Linked DNA regions of Homo sapiens: regions 1, 2 and 3 are each linked to region 4. A link is a contact called in ENCODE Hi-C or POLR2A ChIA-PET data. All regions are on one chromosome and are shown on one strand. Each heading gives the region's core, a stretch centred on a gene start or an enhancer-like site at or near the end of the contact. The rest is flanking DNA. Distances are from core to core; before and after follow the strand shown.

Region 1 (3,582 bases), core at 516-3,015, 4.0 Mb after region 4:
TATATATGTTGAAAGAAATTTAAGCACAGAAGAAAAGTGAAAGACTATGGTGGGGAATGTGATAAAAGGTGAGTGTGGCTGCTACAGCTCGGTGAGATTTGGTTTCCATCTTAAGGAACTGCCCTCCCACACTGAAACCACAACCCAGCACATGCCAATTCTCACACTATTTATACTTTGCACAAAGACAGCAGAAGGAGGTCAACATCATCGTTCATGACATGGAAGTCTATTCCCCACTGAGACATTTTAAAAATGTTATTGTCTTAAGCCCTCTTCCTTCTAATAAAGCCTATACAAATACACCCATACAAGCCTGAAACTACTCAAAATTAAAAATCAGGCTTTTGAAATCCCATAAATAAGAAAACACAAAAACAGCCACTTTGAGGAGAGAGTGGAATGGAGGGGGTTAGGGGGCTCGCTTCACCTCCTGGCCCCATGTGGAGATAGGGATGGAGTCAAGGGAGACCCTGGGAAGTCATTTGTTCTGACTGGGTTTTCCCCCAGCTCCACACTTTGTTAACCATTTCCTGGGAAGAGCTTAGGAACCTCCTGTGCTCTAGTGAGTTAGGGCCTCCCCTCACAGGGTATTGGCAAGGAGAAATTCTGAGACTCTGTGACTGAGAAGCTAGCACAGTGCTTGACAAGTACCTATGGGAACTGTCGTCCTCTGTAACTATCATGTAGCCTTGGAGTGTTGAGATGGCCTGGCCTGGCCTGAGGCTTGGCAAAGCTGTTTGAGGGTCAGCTGCTTTAGGCTCCCACTTTCTCCTCAATCAAAGTGGCTGCTTTTGTGTCTGTTTATTTATGGTTTTAAAAACCTGATATATAGGCCGGGCGCGGTGGCTCACACCTGTAACCCCAGCACTTTGGGAGGCTGAGGCGGGCCAATCACGAGGTCAGGAGTTCAAGACCAGCCTGGCCAACATAGTGAAACCCCGTCTCTACTAAAAATGCAAAAATTAGCCGGGCATGGTGGCACGCACCTGTAGTCCCAGCTCCTCGGGAGGCTGAGGCAAGAGAATCACTTGAACCCAGGAGGCAGAGGTTGTTGTGATCTGAGATTGTGCCACTGCACTCCATCCTGGGCAACAGAGCGAGACTCCGTCTCAAAAAAAAAAAAAAAAAAACCTGATATATAAATAGAAAGTGCAGCTGGAGGTGCCGAGGCTCAGTGTCTAGGGCTGTGCTTCATGGGCTTCCTTGCTGGCATGTGGCCAGGTGAACTCTGGGTGTAAGGTGGCTCCTACCCTGGATCTACAATCCCCACCACCTCTCCCAGGCCTGAGTAACCAACACAACGCAGTGCTAAAGAGCGCGTGAGTGACGGGCATCAAGCCCATCCAGGAAGATTTGAATGCCATCTGGGCTGGGGGCTGTCGGGGTAGGGACTATGGCTGCCAGAAACCAGGACGGTCATAAAAGATGAAATATTAAAATAATTGTTATTATATATATTTTTATTTTTGAATAGCTATCTAGTATATTATTTGAAATGCATGTGACCTTACACAGAAGGTTAAAGGCAAATACCCTGTTGGGTGGGCCTGGCTTAGCTCAGGGAGGGAGCCCTGTCTGAAAACGCTGCAACTTACGTTGTTAGTCTTCATTCAGCAGAGCATCTGATCACATCTTCTGTCACTCAGGACCTGAGGGGTGGGGTTTTAATCATTATCCAGTCAGGGACGCTGGGCTGGGAACTGTCCAATCAGGCATGCAGCTGGAGCAGACAGGGCGGCTTCCGGGATTGGCGGGGCCTTTGTCTCTCCCTTCAGCCCGAGCTCCGGGTCTCGTCTTCACTGCTCTGTGTCCTCTTCTTCTAGAGGCCCAGCCTCTATGGCCCTCTGACCTGCAGGTATTGGCGATCCATAGCTAAGACGCCAGGTCCCCCGGAAACCTAGAAATGGTGAGAATGTCGGGTCCGACATCCCGAGAGAGGGGAAGGGGCTGTGGCGGGACTCAGACCTCGCCGCAGTCAGCTCCACAATTTGCGCCCTGAGTTCTCCTCGCCCAGGCGGCCTCAGTCCACTTGGACCATAAGATGGCGGCTGCGCTGACAGCCAGCCCCCCGGGCGTCCTTTCTCCTCCCTGCTCAGTGACTGTGTCCTGGCCTGCAGCTCTCTCTGGGTGGCTCTGCATCCGCAGCGCCGGGTCTCTCCCAGATTGTGCAGGGACCACGGGAGGGTCGTCAGGGGCGAATCCTGACGGGTGCCGGGTTCATGAATGGGAAGAGCTTTGGTCCGTGGCGTTCCTAGTCTCTCTTTCCTTTCATTAAAAATGTATGAGAGTCAAAAGGCCTGGCGCGGTGGCTCGCGCGTGTAATTCCAGCACTTTGGGAGGCCGAGACAGCCTCCCGAGTAGGTGTAATTACAGACATTTGCCACCACGCCCGGCTAAATTGTTTTCTTTTCATATGGCCATTAGAAAAATAGATGAAGCAGTCATGGTCCCTACAATCCAGGAGCTTTTAGTCTAGCAACTGGATAAATGGTTAAATTAAGCATCATATAATTGGTACAATAAATAGATGTGTGCAGAAAATTTGGGCTCTATTTGTGCCACTTTATATAATTGTGACTTGCGATGTCATCACCTGAAGGGATATTTATAGACAGAAGAATTATTTCTATTTCCATTTCTTTTACCTTGTTAATACATATTTATCTTTTAATAAAATTACCCTAGAAAACCTTTATAAATGTGTTCAAATTGCTTATTAGTATATGTCATATAATTGATAGGGCAGGGTCTAAGAAAGATTAAAATTATACAAACTCTGAGATTTAAGGATTTTTTTTTTAAGGTAAGTTTAGGAAAAACAGAACTGGAAATACCCCAGTGGCATAGAGAACAGAATTCTATATAGAGTCCACTCCCTGCCCCAGTTCTGCTCAGGTTCACCTTTTTGGAGGCCTTATTTAGGTCTGGCCCTACCCTTAAGTCTTGCCTCATAGAACTGATTTTTGGAGATCGGAGTTTTGGCTGGTGAATTCTGCTGCTAGGGCTGGTGCTTACAATTCCTGAAACACAAAAGCAGATAAATTAAAAAAATAAAGTATATATTTTATGGTTATAATTTTTTATTAAAACTAGTGCTTGCATTCTATCTAGCAACTTGTTTTCTATTCTTACAGATCTAGTAGTTGCTCTACAAGTCACAAACAAGTAAACAGACACAATATAAATTTCTCTAAAATACATTAAATTCTTTCCGCATTCCTCTCTGTCTATATTTAGCTTTTATTGTGTATACTTTTTAAAAAAAATCAATGACAGAGAAACAGAAGAAATAAAAATGCCGGGCTTTTCATCTAAATCCTGGGAATTATTAAACAGTACCAGCTCCCAGGGTGTTATAAAAATTAAATTACATAATGTGTTATCCCAGGCACAGTGCCCTGTAACATAATTTTTTTTCTTTTTCTTTTTGTTGTATCTCAGCACTTTTAGCTTGTATAACTTTTATAAGCCAGGTGAGGTGGCTCACACCTGTAATCCCAGCATTTTGGGAGGCTCAGGTAAGTGGATCACGAGGTGAGGAGTTTGAGACCAGCCTGGCAAAGAGACCAGCCTGGCCAA
Region 2 (3,434 bases), core at 558-3,057, 4.6 Mb before region 4:
AACTCTTTAGGACAGGCTAGGTGGGTGTTATACAGTCTTATAAATAAGGAAACACTCAGTGTGGTTTAAGTGACTTACCCAAGGTTACATGGCTGTTAAGTGGCAGAGCCAGTGTCTTTCAAATCAATTCCTGAAATTAATACAGTCCCTTGGATCAATCTTCAAAATCCAGCTGTGGCCAAGAACGAAAGTATATAGTATCAAAACATTTCTCTTTCTTGGTGAAACAAAGTAATGATTTTTTTTTTGGCAGTGAAAAATTTCTCAATATTCCATGTAAAAAGAAATTCAGAGGAATGTTCATGCAACCCTATTACGTAATGCAAATTTAAATAATTTATCTAACAAGCCGACTTGAGGATTTTGCAGAAGTTAGGAAAAAATAGCTCTGGAAACTTCTCCCAATAATTGTGTATTTTGTTTTACCTCAGAATTTAGGTACTGGACTCAACACTATTGGTTTTACTGACAACATTTTCTAATGAGAATGGAACAATAAATTGCACATTGCTATTTTAATCTAAACTAAAAATACAATCTAACGAGTGATTCTGCAACCAAGCACAATAGGCAGAAAAACAGCATAAAAAGATATGACACAGTGGTGTGACCTATATATCTTCTAACGCAGTTTCCTACTCTGGTCCTACATTTCTTTGCCACTGTTTCTTATACTGGCTGGAATAAATCTAAAAGATAAAAAAATGCTTATTCGTTTCACCTAGAATGCAACTACCTTATCGATTACGGTTAAGTAAAATAGCTCACTGCCAGGGCAGAAAAAACATCTTTAGGGCTCCCCTGAAGTTAATTTTCAACGAGTTAGTGAGGTAAAGGAATGAAGGGCCAGGCTTTCTTTTAATCAATAATGCAACCCATACTCTGAGTGAGAGGGGAGTACTGGAGAAAGTGCAAACTCAAAGAGGTGATAAATCCAGTAATTGCCTGAGAAGAGCGATGCAGACTGATAGCAAATTACAGCCCACTGCAGAAACTTAAAAATACCGCCTTGGGGTTGGGAAAGTGGCCGCCACCTTATTAATCATCCCGGCCTTCTACACAAACCATTCATTCCGATGCCCCCAGGTCTTAAGAGGTGGGAACTTTCCCTGATGGTCTCCGTGATCTCTGGAGACATCATTCTATCTCCAGAGGATGGTAATAAATGCAGAAGACCAGGGCTGCGTTTCTGTAGTAGCTTTTTCTACACCACGCACTGGCTAAAGGACTGAGGTGATGGGTCGGGAATGAGGGAGCTTAGAAAATTAATCAAAAGATGCTGTGAGAACATCGTGGCTGGGTCCATCCCGGCTGGCCTAAGCGATCTCACATTTGCAGAAAGAAGCAACGCCTGGAGAAGGAAGCAACGCCTGCGGGCGGGCCGGGCTGGTGACAGTATGCAGGGAGCAGCAAGTTCCCCCCACCCCCAGCTGCAGGGCAAGCCCAGAGTCTCCGCAGGCCTTGCTGCACAGAAGACAGAACCGGGACACGGAACTTGGGGCTTGTGGCTAGCACCGGGCGGGGGTCGGCCGGCTGAGGAGGAAGCGAGCGCCGGCAGAGGCCTGAGGGGAGGATGCACATGGCCGGCGGCGGCGCTAACAGCGGGCGGAGGGGCGGCCCCGGGGCGCGGTACCTGCGGTCAGGCGGCGGCTGCTGCTTCCGCGAGCCTCGTTTGGCCAGCCAGGACCCGGCCGTGCCCTCGCCCTCGTCCTTGCCCACCTCTCTCCCGGCTCTTTTCCCTCTTTTCCCCCGGTTTCCCCCTCCTCATCCGGAGCTCCAAAATGGCGGCGCTGGGGACGGATCACGTGAGCCGCGGGTGGGTCAGGTGACCCGAATGGCGGGCAGCGGGGGCGGGGCGAGGCTCAGGCCCCGCCTACCGGCGTCCCGGGCCGCCGAGGCTGGACCCGCGAGAGGGAGGCTCCCCAGCCGGTTTAGCCCCTTGCAAACCCTGGCTCCCGGGCGGGGTTCGGGCCCAGTTGTCTGGCTCTCATGGCCCCTTCCAGACGTCTAGATTTAGAAGTCACCGTGTATTCACTTTGGCATCTCCCCACGTCGCCTAAATCCGCTGTGGGCTAGCCTTATCACCCCACTCACCCCGCAATTGGCTTTCAACAATGGGCATTGGGGTTTTTTTTTTTTTTTTCTTTAGCCTTGTGCTTCTGGATTTGTATTAGTTCCTTTGGTAGGACTGTACATTTCAAGGTGTTCTTGGCTAAAATATAGAGGTCCTAGCCAGATTCGCAGCTTGGCGTTAAGGGGTGCCTGTTAAGGGCCAGAGCTGGCCCTGGGGAATCTCTTTGCTTGAGAGATTCAGGATTTTCAGGGTTTGTAGGACCAGACCCAGTAACACAAGCTCAGCCCTCCGAGGGCACGATGGTGTTTGTCATTCGGATCTGTTCTATGAAAGATACTAGGGTGGTTCTCCTGCTAACAGTGAAAAACGGACTAAGTGAAGCATTCCAGCCAATTTCACCAAAAATGCTGGATAGTTTTGCCGTATTAGGAACTACGCAGCATGGTGCTTGGGTCTGGACTCCGGGTGAGCGGTGGGCATGAGCAAGGGTGTAAAACTGAAGATTCTGGCCATTGTAGTGGAATGGACTCATTTGGTGAGATACCTCTTGGGGATCTGTTCCAGATCTTTTTAGAGGCCTTTACAGCTGGCTGGGCTGTCCACGGTCCTGGGAGGAAGATCCAACAAAATTTAGAATCAGACAGGCTGATAATTCCTGTTACTGTATTTCAGAATTCAAATTCATCTGAATTTGGGGGTTAGGAAACCAGCAAAGTTAGAATTTTTATTTTTATTTTTATTTTATTTTTTTGAGTCAGAGTCTCACTCTCTCCCCAGGCTGGAGTGCAGGGGCGCAATCTCGGCTCACTGCAACCTCCACCTCCCAGGTTCAAGTGATTCTCCTGCCTCAGCCTCCCGAGTAGCTGGCACTACAGGGCGTGCCACCATGCCCAGCTAATTTTTTTGTATTTTTAGTAGAGACGGGGTTTCACCATGTTGGCCAGGATGGTCTCGATCTCTTGACATCATGATCCGCCCGCCTCAGCCTCCCAAAGTGCTGGGGTTACCGGCGTGAGCCACCGCGCCCGGCTGCAAAGTTAGAATTCTGCTATTCCACAGAATCCTTTGCCAATTAGACCAAATAGCTGTGAAAAAATAAAATGTTGAGTAATTTTTTTTTCGATAAAAGGTAAGAGATTGAGCAGGAGACTAGCATGGAAGGGTGGAAAGAAAAAACAGTGAAGAAAACCCAGAAATACGAAGTGTTGAAAGGGAGAACAAACAAGTAATATGAGAAATTCCTTGCCTTGGGCTATTGGCACAAACAATCCTAACTTATCATTATCTGAAGAGAGGCTTTTCGTTAGTCATGTCTTAAGTGTAATGTCCATGAATCTGAAAGTAGACAGACGAAATGACA
Region 3 (3,258 bases), core at 231-2,730, 4.4 Mb after region 4:
CCAGAAGCTGAGGCTGGAGAATCGCTTGAATCTGGGAGGTGGAGGTTGCAGTGAGCTGAAATCATGCCACTGCACTTCAGCCTGGGTGACAGAACAAGCTTCTCTCTTGGAAATTAAAAGAAAATAGAGAGAGTATAAACAAAAGCAAAATATGCTTTTGATGAAGAAAGTTAGAAACATTTGTCTGCTTTGAAATTACTTAAAGGTTCCTTCAAATTGAAAAAGTAAAAATAATGTAGATTAAAATGAAATATAAAAAGTTAAACAATGGACCGGCATCATGGCTTACCCATGTAATCCCACTACTTTGGGAGGCTAAGGCAGGTGGATCACCTGAGGCCAGGAGTTCGAGACCAGCCTGGCCAACATGGTGAAACCGCATCTCTACTAAAAATACAAAAAATTAGTCAGGTGTGGTGGTGCACCTGTCATCCCAGCTACTCCAGAGGCTGAGGGAGGAGAATCCCTTGGACCTGAAAGGCAGAGGTTGCAGTGAGCCGAGATCGTGCCGCTGGACTTCAGCCTGGGCCACAGAGCAAGACTCAGTCTCAAAAAAAAAAAATTAAAAAATTATAAGAGATCATAAAATATGTATAAAAATCTAGAGAGGTCAAAAAAATTTTAATGTATTTTTATTTTTATTTTTTGCTGGGGTGCAGTGGCATGATCTCAACTCACTACAACCTCCGCCTCCCGGGTTCAGGCGATTCTCCTGCCTCAGCCTCCGGAGTAGCTGGGATTACAGACGTGTGCCACCATGCTCAGCTAATTTTTATATTTTATTTTTCATTTTTTTGAAATGGAATTTCACTCTTATTGTTCAGTCTGGAATGTATTGGCGCGATCTAGGCTTACTGCAACCTTGGCCTCCCGGGTTCTAGCAATTCTCCTGCCTCAGCCTCCCGAGTAGTTGGGATTACAGGCACGCACCACCATGCTCAATAATTTTGTATTTTTAGTAGAGATGGGGTTTCACCATGTTAGCCAGACTGGTCTCGGACTCCTGACCTCAGGAGATCCACCTGCCTCGGCCTCCCAAAGTGTTGGGATTACAGGTGTGAGCCACGGCGCCCGGCTGAGAGACTTACAATGTTTTATCAAATTAGCTTTATTATTGATAATACACAATAAAGTAAAAGTTGATTTTCTCTGGAACAAAAATTTTATGTATTATTAATATACATCAAATATTTTTGTTCACATTTTGAATACATTGAAAGAGAGCAAAGAAGAGAGAGGATTTTCCCATGCTCTGAGGTGGGCCTGGCTGAGCTGAGGAAGCCCTGCCTGAAAAGGCTGCAGCCTACGCTGTCACTCTTTCTTCATTCAGCCCAGTGTCTGATCACATCTTCTGTCACTCAGGGCCTGAGAAGGCGGGGCCTTAAACGTTATCTAATCAGGGACGCTGGGCTGGGAACTGTCCAATCAGGCACAAAGCTGGAGCGGACAGGGCGGCTTCCGGGATGTGGCTGGGCCTTTGTCTCTCGCTGCCGCCGGAGTTTCCAGGTCTCGACTTCACTGCTCTGTGTCCTCTGCTCCAGGAGGCCCAGCCTGTGTGGCCCTGTGACCTGCAGGTATTGGAGAGCCACAGCTAAGATGCCAGGAACCCCTGGAAGCCTAGAAATGGTGAGACTGCCAGGTGCGACGTCCCGAGAGAGGGAACGGGGCTCGTTGAAACCGGTGGGATGCGGCTGTGGCGAGCCTCAGGCCTTCCTTCAGTCAGCTCCACAATCCGTGCCCGGGTTCTCCTTGCCCAGCTCGGCCTCAGTCCCCTTCAGCGATAAGATGGCGGCTGCGTTGACAGGCGGGCTCCGGGCGTCCTGTCTCTTCCCTGCCCAGTGACTGTGTCCTGGCCTGGAGCCCTCTCTGGGCAGCTCTGCTCCCGCAGCGCCGCGTCTCTCCCAGATTGTGCAGGGATCACGGGAGGGTCGTCAGGGGAGAATCCTGACTGGAGGTGCTGGCTCATGAATAGGAAGCACTTTAGTCCGTGGGGTTCCCAGGGCCTCTTTTTTTCTATTAAAAATTTATGGGCGTCACCGCGAAAAGATTAAATAATTTAATCAAAGAGTGATTCAAACATTGTAGAGCACCCAGCTATGGTTTGTAATTTGTGGTCTATGAAAGGCCTTGAAGGAGATATTTTTATAAGGTTCATGGTAAAGAAAACCAAATTCAGTAATTTGCTAGGTACAGTTATGTAGGTTTTGTTTTGTTTTGTTTTTTGAAAAGGAGTTTTGCTCTCTCGCGCGGGCTGGAGTGCAGTGGCGTGATCTCGGCTCACCGCAACCTCTGCCTTCCGGGTTCAAGCGATTCTCCTGCCTCAGCCCTAGTAGCTGGGATTACAGGCGCCTGCCACCACACCAGGCCAATTTTTTTATTTTTCGGAGAGACGGGGTTTCACCTTGTTGGCCAGGCTGGTCTGGAACTCCTGACCTTAGGTGATCCACCCACCTTGGCCTCCGAAAGTGCTGGAATTACAGGCGTGAACCACCGCACCTGGCCTAGTTTCTTAATTTTTACAATCTAGGTGGAAATATCCTTCTTATGTAATCAGAGCTTAATTGGCAGTTTATAGTTGCTTAAGCCTAAATTTTGCTTCTGCCAATGTAGTAATTTACCAAAAAATGCTCTTGAGTTTAGATTTTTATTTTTAGAAGTAGAAATCCGAGGACTAGAGCCACCTCAATCTAATTGCCTGCCACTTAATTTTTCTCACACTCAAAAGGGGACGATTTTTCCCTGAATTTTTTACATGTGTCTCAAGCAGGGCCTCAAGTCCACCCCTCATCCCCTGTTCCTCCAGCCTAACTCTGGCTTGCAGTAAAATACTAAATTTCCAGTTTCGTCTGACATTCCCAAATGCCAATTTCCCCTCCCTAATTCACTTTATCAACTATTTGTCCTGTAGTGTACATTTTGATACCGATTTTAATCATTTTTATTTTTAATTTTTGAGACAGAGCCTTGCTCTGTCACCCAGGCTGGAGTGCAGTGACGCACTAGGCTCACTACAACCTCCGCCTACTGGGCTCAAATGATTCTCCTCTCTCAGTCTCCCAAGTAGCTGGACTTACAGGTGCCCACGACCACGTCTGGCTAATTTTTGTATTTTTAGTACAGACAGGGTTTCACTATGTTGGCCAGGCTGGTCTCGAACTCCTGGCCTCAGCTGGTCTGCCCACTTCGGCCTCCCAAAGAGCTGGGATTACAGACGTGAGCCACCGCATCTGGCCAATTAATTTTTTTTTTGACAAAGCA
Region 4 (3,705 bases), core at 278-2,777:
CAGCCTGCAGGGGTGTCCTCAGTATCAGAACTAGTGGGCCACACAAAGCCCTGGAGGACTCTACAAACCCAGGTCCATGGGGAGCAGCCCTGTAAGGGCCAGATGGCTGGGTGGAAAAGCTGACCAAGTCTTCCTTCCTTTCAGCCAAATCTGGAAGAAAGGCACCTTGCCTAGAGCAGTGTTCCTGGTACCCAGGCCTCTGTGGGCATCCTTCAGCACAAAGACCCTCTCCAAGGGGGGATGGGCTGGCCCTCCCAGGACCACCAACCCACTTCCAGAAGCCCATGGGTCATCCCCACCTTCACCTGACTGGGCTGTCCCTGACGCTAAGGCCCAGCAGCACGAAGGGGATTCCACACAAATCAGGGCAGTAGGCTGCTCTCTGGCGGCACTGGGGGCTTAGGGTCTGGCCAGCCTGTCCCTGGCTCAGGACACATGCCTGGAAATTAGGGTTTTCTCCTCTGCTCTTAGCATCTCCTGGGTAAACCAATAATTACTCTCCCTCATGTCTCAAAATTCACATCTATCTAAAAGGCGCTAGTGAGGGTGACATTTCCAGGAAGCCATAGCCCATGTCACCCCCTGCAAAGCTGTGACCTTTTCCGCGGGCAGGCCAGGCGGCGGAGTTCTCCCAAAAGCGGATGAACTGGCACTCTGGCTGGAGAAAGCAGAGAGCAGCAGCACAATGGACAGCGTCTGGGACCTCAGGCCGATTCCACAGCAGCTTAGGAAAGCAGGAGGCCCCCTGGGCGGGAGGAGGCTTGATGCTCTGGAGGGAAACGGAACTGAGCAGCGGGAGGTGGGGTGAGCCTGAGACCCGACCGATTTTGGCAAAGGCGAGGCGCACTTTGCAGTATCATACTCTCCTCACTGCCCAGCCCAGACCTGCCCTTCAAGTCCCTCTATGGACTCACTCCCCTTAGCCAGGGGTGGCACAGATTCAGTAGCCAGCATGGGTTTGGAAACAGAGGTCAACACCGCCCTGCCCCTCCCTGCGGGGCTGCGCAACACCCTTGAACCCTGCGCATGCTGAGACTGTAGTCCCATAGCCCTGCGACCAACGGCCGGAAGCAGCTAAGACACTATTACCAGCATGCCCGGCAGGAGGGCACCGCGCTGCCCCCCCCCCTCAAGGGACCAGCATCATCCCCACTCCCGTAGCATACTGGGATTGTAGTCCCGCAGCTCTGCCACCAACAGCCAGAAGCAGTTAAAAAACTGTTCCTCTCAGCATGCCCTGCAAGGCGCGCACCGCTGCTGTACCTCCCTTAACGTATCCGTAACCTCCCTCAACGTATCCGTACCTCCCTCAACGTATCCATACCTCCCTCAAGGTATCCGTACCTTCCTCAAGCTATCCGCACCACCCTCTCTTCCATTTCATGCGAAGATTGTAGTCCCGCAGCCCTGCGACCAGCGGCCGGAAGCAGCTAAGATGCTACTGCTCCCAGCATGCCCCGCGAGGCGCGCACAGCACAGGCCCTCTCTCAAGGTCACCACCTCCACTCCCGTTGTATGCTGGGATTGTAGTCCGGCCGCCCTGTGACTAACGGCTGGAACCGCCTAAGACACCACCCCAGCCAGCATGGCCGGCAGGAGCGCACCGCGCTGTCTCCCTCCAGGGATCCGCACCGCCCTACAATCCTGCTTTGTGCTGAGATTGTAGTCCTGCAGGCGTACAACTAACAAGCTGGGTGCAGATAAGAGACTACAGCTCCCCGCATCCCAAGCAAAGGTCCCTCCTCTACGGAGCCCCTCCACGCGTCCACTGCGGTTCCGCCGTGCCAAGGGGAGCTTGGCTGTTCACGGGCCTCACCTGCTAGCGAGAAGATAGCTTGGCCGGGCGGCTGATCTCACCTTGTAATTCTGACACTGTGTCTCCCGGGCTTGTCGGCTTCATGACTTGTGCCCAAAGTTTGATTTCTCGCAGACCAGGTAAAAGCCAAGAGGCTCTCATAGGCGCCTTGGCAGAGTTGCCATTGGAACGGGCGTCCTCTAGTAGCTGGGATCTCCCCGCCCCTTCCTCCTGAGGGGCCACTCCTTTCTGCCCCACCCTTCTTATTGCCCCACCCTTTGCCACACTCCTTCAGAGATGCGCAGTGCTGCCCCTTTCTATGGGCAGGGCCGAAGGTCCGCGTGTAAAAGTACCCAGTCCCTGGTAACCTGACACTTCCCTTTTAAAAGCCACCTTTTGTCTATCTCTGGCCTGCCACGATTCTTCCTGTGCTCCATAGGAGGACCCATTGGACCCCCGGGCTGGCTGCAGGGCCCACACCTGGGTTAGACCTCGCACAGGGACGCTGCTGCCACTGTAATAAAGCGTGCCTACACGCTTCTGAAACTGGTGTAGGAACAACCTCAGTTCTGTGAAAGGCGGACGCAGCAGGACAGAATCTCCGTGGACATCTGTCTGGAGGAGCAATTTTACTGCGACATTTTAAAGAAACAAATTTAATTGATTTCCAAGGTAAGAAATTAAACCTTGAAAACTAAACTGAAAAGTCATCTGTGTTTGACAAGTCAGACTTTCTCCAAGAAGAAAACTAAGGAGTGCATATTTTCCATTATTATAAATAGTGAAAATGAGAAATCATAGCAACTCCCTGGAAAATCTTGCTCTGCCAGTTTTCTAAATCACAGTAGGGCCTCGATATGGTTTTATTTGTTTTTGTTTTTGTTTTGGAGTGTGTTCACCTTTTGAATATAAGAATTTGCGGTTTTGACCAAGTTTTTAAATTTTCAGCTATTGTTTATTTGTTTTTGTATTATATTTAATTTTTCTGTCTCTCCCTCTCTGTCTCAGACTCAATCATTTCACAGGTCTCTTAGGCCTCTTTTCATTTTCTTTAAACTTGTTTCAGTCTTCAGATTGGATGGTTTATATTGCTGTCTTCTGTTTCTACTCTGTAAACTAAAAGTTCTTTTTATTTTATTATTTTATTGTCTTCTATTTTACTCTTTTTATAATTTCCATGTCTCTGCTGAGACTCTACATGAGTTAATTCATTATGAGAATATTTTCCTTTACCCCCATGAACGTACTTATAATAGCTGCCCTGAAATACTTGTCTGCTGATTACATCATCTCGGACATCTTAGAAATAGCTTCTGCTGCCTGCTTTTTATCTTGTGTATAGTTTGCATGTTACATTTCTTCACACATTTTATGAATTTTAATATTGTGTAATAGAAATTATAAATATTAGTTATAGAGACTAAATTCTGTTGTATTCTTTGGAAGAGCATTGTTATTATTTGAAGAGGGGGTAAATGTGGCTGAATTCAAACAGAATAATTATCTTCCCTACGGTGGGAAAGGTTGAAATTCTCATTCAGTCACACACACGTATGTATGTATTGTATATAGATGAATGTTTCTATGTAACTATATATAATATTTTATCCAGATTGTATCATTGTTATCTGTGAGAGTGTTAGTTTAGCAAGCTACTCCAGTATTACCGGAAGCCAGAACTTCAGTTTTGTTTTCTTACTGGATTTTATGTAAATGAGAGTATCTACTATGGATAGTTTTACACCTACTTTTTCTTTTTTTCTTTTTTAGTTATTTGAGACAGAGTCTCGCTCTGTCACCAGGCTGTACAGTGCCGTGGCCTGTCTCGGCTCACTGCAACCTCCACCTCCTGGGTTCAAGCGATTCTTATGCCTCAGCCTCCCAAGTATCTGGGACTACAGGCATGCGCC

The links. Hi-C counts contacts between places; a loop is a spot of excess contacts on that map. ChIA-PET counts read pairs that join two places held with the same protein, here RNA polymerase II (POLR2A). Pooled maps may share reads with other maps.
Region 1: a loop to region 4 is called in a map of CD8-positive, alpha-beta T cell, with 39 times the contacts of the local background. The contact joins the promoter of ZNF681 here to the promoter of LINC00662 in region 4. A Hi-C loop is called at or near these places in 1 of 168 maps with a recorded cell type or tissue (CD8-positive, alpha-beta T cell), 2 of 37 single-sample maps with no recorded cell type and 9 of 50 pooled maps. POLR2A ChIA-PET finds 5 or more read pairs at or near these places in 2 of 52 experiments (activated CD4-positive, alpha-beta memory T cell and naive thymus-derived CD8-positive, alpha-beta T cell).
Region 2: a loop to region 4 is called in a map of CD4-positive, alpha-beta T cell, with 10 times the contacts of the local background. The contact joins the promoter of ZNF507 here to the promoter of LINC00662 in region 4. A Hi-C loop is called at or near these places in 2 of 168 maps with a recorded cell type or tissue (CD4-positive, alpha-beta T cell and CD8-positive, alpha-beta T cell) and 9 of 50 pooled maps. POLR2A ChIA-PET finds 5 or more read pairs at or near these places in 1 of 52 experiments (activated B cell).
Region 3: a map of CD4-positive, alpha-beta T cell shows a loop between it and region 4 (12-fold over the local background). The contact joins the promoter of ZNF91 here to the promoter of LINC00662 in region 4. A Hi-C loop is called at or near these places in 3 of 168 maps with a recorded cell type or tissue (CD4-positive, alpha-beta T cell and CD8-positive, alpha-beta T cell), 1 of 37 single-sample maps with no recorded cell type and 15 of 50 pooled maps. POLR2A ChIA-PET finds 5 or more read pairs at or near these places in 3 of 52 experiments (CD4-positive, alpha-beta T cell, activated B cell and naive thymus-derived CD8-positive, alpha-beta T cell).

Annotation. Positions count from the first base shown.
Region 1 is chr19:23,757,074-23,760,655 of GRCh38, reverse strand. ZNF681 (zinc finger protein 681) reads left to right here and starts at 1,765. Exons shown (of 4, transcript NM_138286.3): 1 at 1,765-1,909. The coding sequence starts at 1,907. It also overlaps a transcript of RPSA2 not described here. RefSeq lists an enhancer at 1,567-2,085.
Region 2 is chr19:32,343,983-32,347,416 of GRCh38, reverse strand. It overlaps ZNF507 (zinc finger protein 507), which reads right to left and starts at 1,807. Exons shown (of 7, transcript NM_001136156.2): 1 at 1,634-1,807; 2 at 79-172. RefSeq lists silencers at 1,634-1,823, 1,854-1,983.
Region 3 is chr19:23,393,693-23,396,950 of GRCh38, reverse strand. It overlaps ZNF91 (zinc finger protein 91), which reads left to right and starts at 1,480. Exons shown (of 4, transcript NM_003430.4): 1 at 1,480-1,626. The coding sequence starts at 1,597. RefSeq lists an enhancer at 1,210-2,078.
Region 4 is chr19:27,791,762-27,795,466 of GRCh38, reverse strand. It overlaps LINC00662 (long intergenic non-protein coding RNA 662), which reads left to right and starts at 1,527. Exons shown (of 3, transcript NR_027301.1): 1 at 1,527-1,935; 2 at 2,235-2,467; 3 at 3,566-3,705. LINC02987 (long intergenic non-protein coding RNA 2987) reads right to left here and starts at 2,036. Exons shown (of 7, transcript NR_146733.1): 1 at 1,858-2,036. RefSeq lists enhancers at 1-148, 1,315-1,794.